2 separate regions of the Homo sapiens genome follow, and region 1 is linked to region 2. Evidence: chromatin loops called from intact Hi-C (ENCODE). Cell type or tissue: endothelial cell of umbilical vein. All regions are shown on one strand.

Region 1 (4,000 bases), 63 kb after region 2:
GTAGTGTAAATGCTAGACTGAGACTTTACATATAAATTAATGTCTGTAGAGGATTTTTTAAAAAACTGAAGCAGTACTTCTGAGAGTTGACACAATCCAGATGATTTTTTAGGGCATTACATAATCACAAACACCTGGAGAATTGCCGTGGGTGGCTGACGAATTGTGAGTGTTATGTTTAAACTCAAGAGTTGCATGTGTCTAATTAAGTAAGAAATTTGTAATCTGAAACAGGTGTTTTCTTAAAGCACTTGACGTGCTTCTTGGTCCTGCTTCCTCTTTTCCTCCTTCTAATTCTTTCCGTGGGTCTTTACTAAATATTTTTGCTTCCTTGTCAGTTCTTATTTCCTTGTGTGTTTGTGTTTGGGGGCAGAAAGACAAAACACACAATAGTGATGAAAGAAAAGTGTCACTTGCCATGTGAAGTTTAGGAAAGGTGTACCTCAAGGAGCTATAAATTAATTCTGAAGAATTACAACGCAAGAGATAATATAGTTTGTTGTTTCTTTCTGGCTGGTATTTAGAAGGCAGAGTCTGAGTACCTCATTCAGTGTTTGGGAATAAGATGCAAGACCTGTTCTTTAAAGCAAAATGTTTATATTACAGGGAAAACTATGTTTTCCTTTAATTTCCATTTGCTTTAAAATGGTGGCTGTTTTTTTTTTTTTTTTTTTTTTGTCTACTAGTGGCTTGGTAGGAAAAAGAGAAAAACAAAACAAAACACGAGTTGAGGTCATGGCTGATGAGAGATGCCAGCAAGGAACATATTGCATAATAGAAGCTGCTAACTGGTCTTCAAGGATGTCTGAATCCATACAATTAAGGACTCAAGTTATTTTACAAAAATGTTTTCATGACTTGAGTAGAAACCGGGAAAATCACCCAATTGACTAAATTGACTCACCCAATCCCAACCCCACATACGCACCTTCACAAGTTCCAAAAGGTGGTTTTAACAAAAAGGAAAAGATAACCAACACGGTTCAGGTATTCGGCCAATGGATAAATCCGAGTATTTTAAAGCTCTACCAGGTCCTGCCTTACATTTCCCTGCCACCACCCTGCAGAAGCACCAGTGCTTCAGAGACTCCCGCCACTCTGCCCCCTGCAGGTGTGGCCCTGCCTCCAAAAACTACACCGGCTTTGGGGCTCTGGTGCAAACCTCAGGTTTGCCATTTACCAGGTTTGGTATGCAGGGTGAAGTCCCTTCACTTCTTGGAGGCTCAGTCTCCTCATGTACAGCATAGACCTGGGAGGTGAGCTCTCCGAGAGTGGTAAGGACTAAGTGAGTAATGTGTGCAAAGCACCTGGCCCATAACAGGTGATGGGTAAGTCCTAGAGTTGGCACAGCTACCACAGCTCCGTGGGCAGAGATCCCATTCGTGGATCTTCATTCACGCTTCCTGGAATAGTTCCCCCTACCCCCTCCAACAGTCTCATAGTTCACCTCCTCGCTTCACTCAGGCCTCTGTTCAAATGTTACTGCCTAAGAAAGGCCACCTCCAACCAGCCCATCTGGTCTAATTTATCAATCAATTCTGTATCCTCCAACCATGGTTTGTTTCTTCTTCCTAGCTTTTTCACCATGGGACACTATATTATGTAATTATTTGTTATTCATTTATTGTCTGTCTTCATTAAGAGAATGTAAGCCCCATGAAGGCAGGGACTTTTTTAACTTAGCTACTATGGTGCCTAGCATACAGCTGGCACTGAAGATTTGTTCAATGAATGAATGAATTGATCAATCAATCGATGGATGGATGGATGAATAGCATCTTATATTTGCATAGCATTTCAGCATTTACAAAGCATCTGATCCTGGAAATATGTGATCACCTATATATTACTGATGAAAACATCGTGGCTTAGTGAGATTAAGGTTACAGTTAACAATAGCAGAACAAAGATCTAAAACAACATTATCTGTCCCTGAGAATAAAACTACTTTCACTCCCCCACCCCCATGCTGCCTCACAAATGCTGACGGCATATTGCCAGTAACGTATGTGCTGGGAGCACAGGGCTTGTCTCAGAGGAGAAATCCCATGACAATTGCAATAGGAGCCAGAACTGCAGGGATTTCACACAGGTAACAAGGGGACTTTGCCAACTTCAATGGCTTCAGGCAAACTGGCTATTTCAGGCAAAGAAAGGGTCCTACTGCTAATATACACAAAGCTGAAAATAGGCCTCATGATTTCTGAGTGAAGGGAGTAGGTTTATGGAAGATCCCAAAGCTACAGGATCCTGAGATGAGGTGATCATGAAATCCTTCTTTGGTGTGGGTATCAAAGAGTTCTACCTACCATCTAACTACAAAGAAAAGAACAACTGACTTATTTGTCTCTTATTTTTTTACGTTGTTCCCATTCTCAAGTCTCCCAAACCTATTTTTTTCTTTCACTCTGATTAAAATTTCTGACATGGACATCAAGGTTCTATGATAATCATATTCCCAAACCTAACTACTCAAAAGAGCTGAATTACAAACTCCCTCAGAAACTTCCAGCTGCTTCTAGAACCCCAGGACCAGGCATGCCCCTTCTCCTTCAAACCCAGATCAGGAATAAATGTTTTGGGGAATCTCTTCAGACAAGCTATGCCTGGGTCGCCATGTAATCAGCAGCCCAACTTCTTAACTGGCACCACCTACATCTGGCAAAACTGTGCTCAAGATGTTCATTTCCATTGTTTTAATTTCCATGTTATACTGAAGGGGCCTGAAGGGAATGGTTTGCTAACTTCTATGACTACCCAAATTTCCACATAAACGGGTAGTCGGAACTATTGTTGCTTAAGAGAGCCCTCTGCTGACACAAATTATGTGTGCTCATTCTTTTCCTAAAATCAAACCTCACCAAACCAGACCTATGTCTCGCCAACAGATCCACTGATTACTAAATATGTCTTGTAGCACATGCATGGCGTCTCTGCTTAAAGACTGTGTGTCACTGTGGCAGGCTGCCATCTAGTCATTAAGGGATCAGCTATGTTGTGGCATAGAGGGAAGTTCTTCTGCTTAGTACAGTCTCCAGTTAAAAGTTGTTAAGGCAGATGCCTAAGAATGAAGTGCCTGAAAACACTTGTTTGCACATATGGTCTTGGGCAGGTTTGGGACTCACAGGGGTCTTACAGAGGAAGAGGTTTCAGAGACTCATGTCGATTTTCCTTTTAATATTTTGTTAAAATTTCATTATAACAATATTTAATTAAGCAGCTGACACCTTTTTATGGGTACGTTATTATTATGATTCCCTGATTCAATTCACTGTAGATTTAATTTCTCAAACTTTGAGTGAGTGTGATCATTGAACTTGATGTTATTGGGCCCCAGGCCCCAGGATTTTGGACATCAAGAAGCAATAAAACATTTTAAAATAAAGGGGTCTGAGAGAGGGATGCCAATTTTTTGCCTTCCTTAGTCTTTTAAAAATAAAAGTTAAATTTTGGAATAATTTTTAAGTTTACATAACAATTGTAAAGATAGTATGGAGAGTCCACCCAGCTTCTCCTGCCATTAACATATTATATAACCTCAGAACATTTGCCAAGACTAAGAAACCAATGTTGATACACTGCCATTAACTAAAGTATATCACTTATGTGGCTTTCACCAGTTTTTCTATGAATATCCATTTTTGGTTCAGGATCCATGTCATCATGTCCCCTTGGTTTCTTCCATCTGTGACAGTTTCTCACTCTTTCCTTGTTTTTCATGAGCTTGATAATTTTGAAGAGTACTGGTGAAGTATTTTATAGAATACTCCTCAATGGTGGGTGGGGGTGCCAACTTTTAAATTCAGATTGTGAAAGGTAAAAATTATCTACTATGGTCATCATTTCATAAAAGAAAGGCCATTCTAACAACCAAAAAAAGGAAGAATAGCAATATCTGAATAAAGAACAGTCTTTTAAATAAAATAAATTTATCTCTAGGAAAAGGCCCACTACTTTGCTAATCATTCCTCCCTCCCCTTTCTTTTTCTTTCTTTCGTTC
Region 2 (4,000 bases):
ATGGGGTATATGAGATGTTTTGATTCAGGCATGCAAGGCAGAATAATCACATCGTGGAGCATGGGGAGTATCCATCCCCTCAAGCATTTATACTTTGTGTTACAAACAATCCAATTACACTCTTGTAGTTATTTTAAAATTTGCAATTAAGTTATTATTCACTATAGTCACCATGTTGTAAAATAGTAGATCTTATTCATTCTTTCTATTTTTTTGTACCCATTAACCATCCCCACCTCCCCCTGCCCAGCCCCCAACTACCATTCCCAGCCTCATGAACTCATGGTAACCTTCTTTCTACTCTCTATGTTCATGAGTTCATATTGTTTTGATCTTTAGATCCCACAAAGAACTGAGAACATATGATGTTTGTCTTTCCGTGTCAAAGGCATTTCCTTTAGCAATTCACTTTTACAAAGCATCTGCCTTAGTTGTTCTGGAAATACCAACTCTCTTTTCACATTTATTTAATTAATTTACAACTGTTTAATTAAATTACATAATTTCAATTATTGGTGCAACTAGCATAAATGGACTGAGAACAAACATAGGTGCCTTTAAGTCCACTACAACTCAGCTGATGGGAGCAGCTATGAGCAGGCAGACCAGGGAGGAGCGGATCATCCTGGGTGTTCAAGCACCTTCCTCAAAGTATTCACCATAGAATGAAGAGCACTGGGCAATTCAGTTAGTTGGATAAATGGAGGTCAATTATGAGGCCTGCTGGTGCACATTTGTGTTTCCCCGCCTTTACTGCAAGATCCAGAGCCCGTTTCAAACTGCTTAATATCACCCAAAACCAGAGCACAGAAGTTTGTGCTCAAAACGTTAGCACAAACTAAGCGTGAATCATTAGTTATTTAAATGAATTCAAAACATTTTACTGCCTTTGTAAGCCAGTTCATTTCACTAAACACAAACAAATGTTTTTAGATTTCTAAATATTTTCTAAGCACCAACAGTATACTTGATATCAGGCCTTCTAGGGGACTAGAATTCAAGCTGATAAACTGTACCAAGCTACAAGGATACAGGATGTAAACTTTTCTATCCTTTTGATCTCTGCATTAATGTGTAAAGTAATTTCCAGCACAGCTGCAGGGAAGAGATTTGGTACTAGTATCTGTGGGATCTACTGGTTTTCTGACAATGTATTTTTTATTTTCTTTTGACTTTTTTTTTTTTATCATATGATGCACAGATTCCAGCTGTGGGCTGGTCAGAGAACTTTTTGCCTTAGCAAAAGATTGTTGTCAAAGGTCTCTCCCTCTATTGCACACTTTTTAAAATTACTATTCAATAGTCAGTTTAGAAGGCTCTTCATTGTTGGAAAAAGCAAATATATTAAAAATTAAGAAGATCCTTGAAAAGCATAAAGTGAGTACTTTCAGATGAGTCTCAAATGAATACTTTCTTTGAATAAGAAAATGAGAATTCTACTAGTCTTATTTTAGCTCTGTTAACTCTTTTTCTTCAGGGTGTCATTAGAGGACAATTACATAGCCTCACAATACTTACCTTTACCTTTAAAATGACTGACTTACTTTGACAACTAGTTAAACATCCAGCATTTTCTTTTTTTTTTTTTTTTCTTTTTTTTAGACAAGAGTCCCGCTCTGTTGCCTAGGCTGGAATGCAGTGGCACAGTCTCAGATCACTGAAACTCTGCTCTCCGGGTTCAAGTGATTCTCCTGCCTCGGCCTCCCGTGTAGCTGGAATTACAGGCGTGCATCACCACACCCGGCTAATTTTTGTATTTTTACTGGAGACAGGGGTTTCACCATGTTGGCCAGGCTGGTCTCAAACTCCCAGCCTCAAGTGATCTGCCTGCCTCAGCCTCCCAAAGTGCTGGGATTACAGGCGTGAACCACCATGCCCGGCTGTGGAGCATTTTCTAATGTTCAAAACTCCACCTGTTTGTAGTCAAACTAAATTTATCAATGTCTTTTAAGCACTTCCTGTAATCAGTTAATATTTTAATAGCCCTCCTAAATTTCCATTTTATGCAGTCTCCTCAGATTATTTCCTCAACCCAAGTTGCAGCCCATTTATTCCAGCCCGATACACCAAGTATATATATATTCATTACATCTACTTCAACTGAACATGTTTGACATTTCGAAAAAGACAATTCCTTGCTTATCACTTCCTGCCATCTGTGGTTCGTTGGTGCCAACCTAGTTTTATAAGCAAGACAAAATTGAGGCAGTGAAGTCAGAAAACATTTTCTGGATTTTCTCTATTGATTTTATAAGTCAGTACATATTCAAGAGCTATTTCTGTTTCGTCATTTCTTTTTCCCTGATGATTTGTTCTTGCCCTTTTGTTTTTCTCATTAACCGCCCCCCCATTAGGGTGTTGGTAGGAGGAAGGGAAGGAGATAAAATTCAAATGAGGTCATTTAGCCAGCCACTCACTGGTTAAAGCACAGTCCCAAGAGGCCAGTTGTGTGAGCTGGATTCTCTTCACAGTCCAGTTTATTCTAGACAGATGCAACTTTGCTCCAAGGCTACAGACCCATCCCTTGCCAGATGTTTTGCACTGTGGCCCATGGTCACGAGGGGGGACCAGGTCAGTAAATAGAAATGACTCAGGAAAATCCTGCCTCATCTCAAGAAAAACAAGTGGATGTGTGGGTCATTCTTACCCCGAGAACTGCAGAGCATTTCACTTGTTAACTTCTCAGGCTAAAGGTCTGTCAGGAAACAAGGCTCTAACTACTGCTTAAAACAGGTTTTGGCAATTACTCGTTAATTTCTTTCCCCTTCATTCCCTGCAATTCATTTAAACCAAAATCAACTGTCACCTTTGGTAGAGCCCACAGGCTAAGAAAAATTTTCACTATTATAAATGGTTGAAACAAACTTAAAAAAAGCCTTTCATGACACATGAAAAAACATGAAATTCACATTTCAGTGACCATAAATGAAGTTTTATTGGAATAGCCACCCAATTTGTTTATGTATCATCTGTGGCCGCTTCTGTGAGACACGGGCAGGGCTAAGTAGTTGCAACTGAGACTATATGCCTTGCAAAGATGAAAATATTTGTGATCTGTCCTTTTACAGAAAGTTTGCTTCTCCCTGCTTTTTCTCATTCTGCACAAACATTTCTGTTATCCTTACCACCTTAAAATTCATGTGCTTTCTTCATTTCCATTTGTGTAGATTATTTTGTTGCTCTTGAAATCATAAGTCGGGAGCACTACCTCCATAAAAATGTTTTTTTCTATTTTTATAAAGCACTATGTTTTTCTCAGGATTTTCAGAAGATCATAAAAACAAATGATATATCATCTCTTCCAGATGGTTAATATAGTTTAAGCTGTGTACATATAAACTTATGATACTACTACAAGACTTTTTTTCACACTTTCTCCAGTGCTAAACTAAATGAATTTTGCTCCTGACCCCTAATTGAAATGCTATTCACTGAAAAGGGAACTAAGCCCATTTGTACTTTATTAGGAATAAATTCAAAATGCATGAGTTTGCATTACAATTATTTTCCAGAAGAATAATTTCAGGCAATTGAACATCCTTTTTGGAGAATAAAAGGAATGGTTTAAATAGCTCTGGGTGTGGCCTTCTATCCCTGAGCAGATGTTATCTGTCAGCCAGCTGCCTGGAGCTGGGAGTGTATTGCCCAAGGAGGTGGCCATGTTAGGGCCCCAGAAAGTGCAGTGCTGGCATCCCTGCAGGAGCGGGTGGAGAGCACCCAGCTGCAGAGGGTCTCAGAAATGGGGATTCTTGGCCTGTACCCTGAGATGCCCCACCCCATCCACACCACCCATAACCGTCTGTGGGGATGAGGAGGAGAAAACGAGGGGCTGGTTCTCTGAGCTGTCTCAGAAGTATAACTGGAGATGCATATATTCTGGTACAAGGAATTTATCTGGGAGATGATCTCAGGAAACAACAGTCCAGAGTCAGGAGAGTTAGACAGAAAAGGGAAGACAGACAACGAAGGGTATGTCATCAAGCACACTCAGGTGGCTTGG

What was found. Peaks named below come from ENCODE experiments on the same cell type or tissue, not always from the same donor. Only the 100,000 strongest peaks of a DNase experiment are listed, where the experiment ranks them.
Region 1: a loop joins it to region 2, with 2.3 times the contacts of the local background. A loop is called at or near these places in 4 of 110 quality-filtered maps.

The regions. Positions count from the first base shown.
Region 1 is chrX:15,465,352-15,469,351 of GRCh38, forward strand. The region is part of intron 3 of PIR (pirin); the gene reads right to left. All of the region lies in intron 2 of PIR-FIGF (PIR-FIGF readthrough), which reads right to left. Among named protein-coding and RNA genes, the nearest start is that of PIR-FIGF, 24 kb to the right of the region's middle. In endothelial cell of umbilical vein, no CTCF peak of the experiment used is centred here; no DNase peak of the experiment used is centred here.
Region 2 is chrX:15,402,419-15,406,418 of GRCh38, forward strand. All of the region lies in intron 7 of PIR (pirin), which reads right to left. All of the region lies in intron 7 of PIR-FIGF (PIR-FIGF readthrough), which reads right to left. Among named protein-coding and RNA genes, the nearest start is that of VEGFD, 20 kb to the left of the region's middle. In endothelial cell of umbilical vein, no CTCF peak of the experiment used is centred here; a DNase peak (open chromatin) is centred at 2,433; H3K27ac peaks cover 663 bases.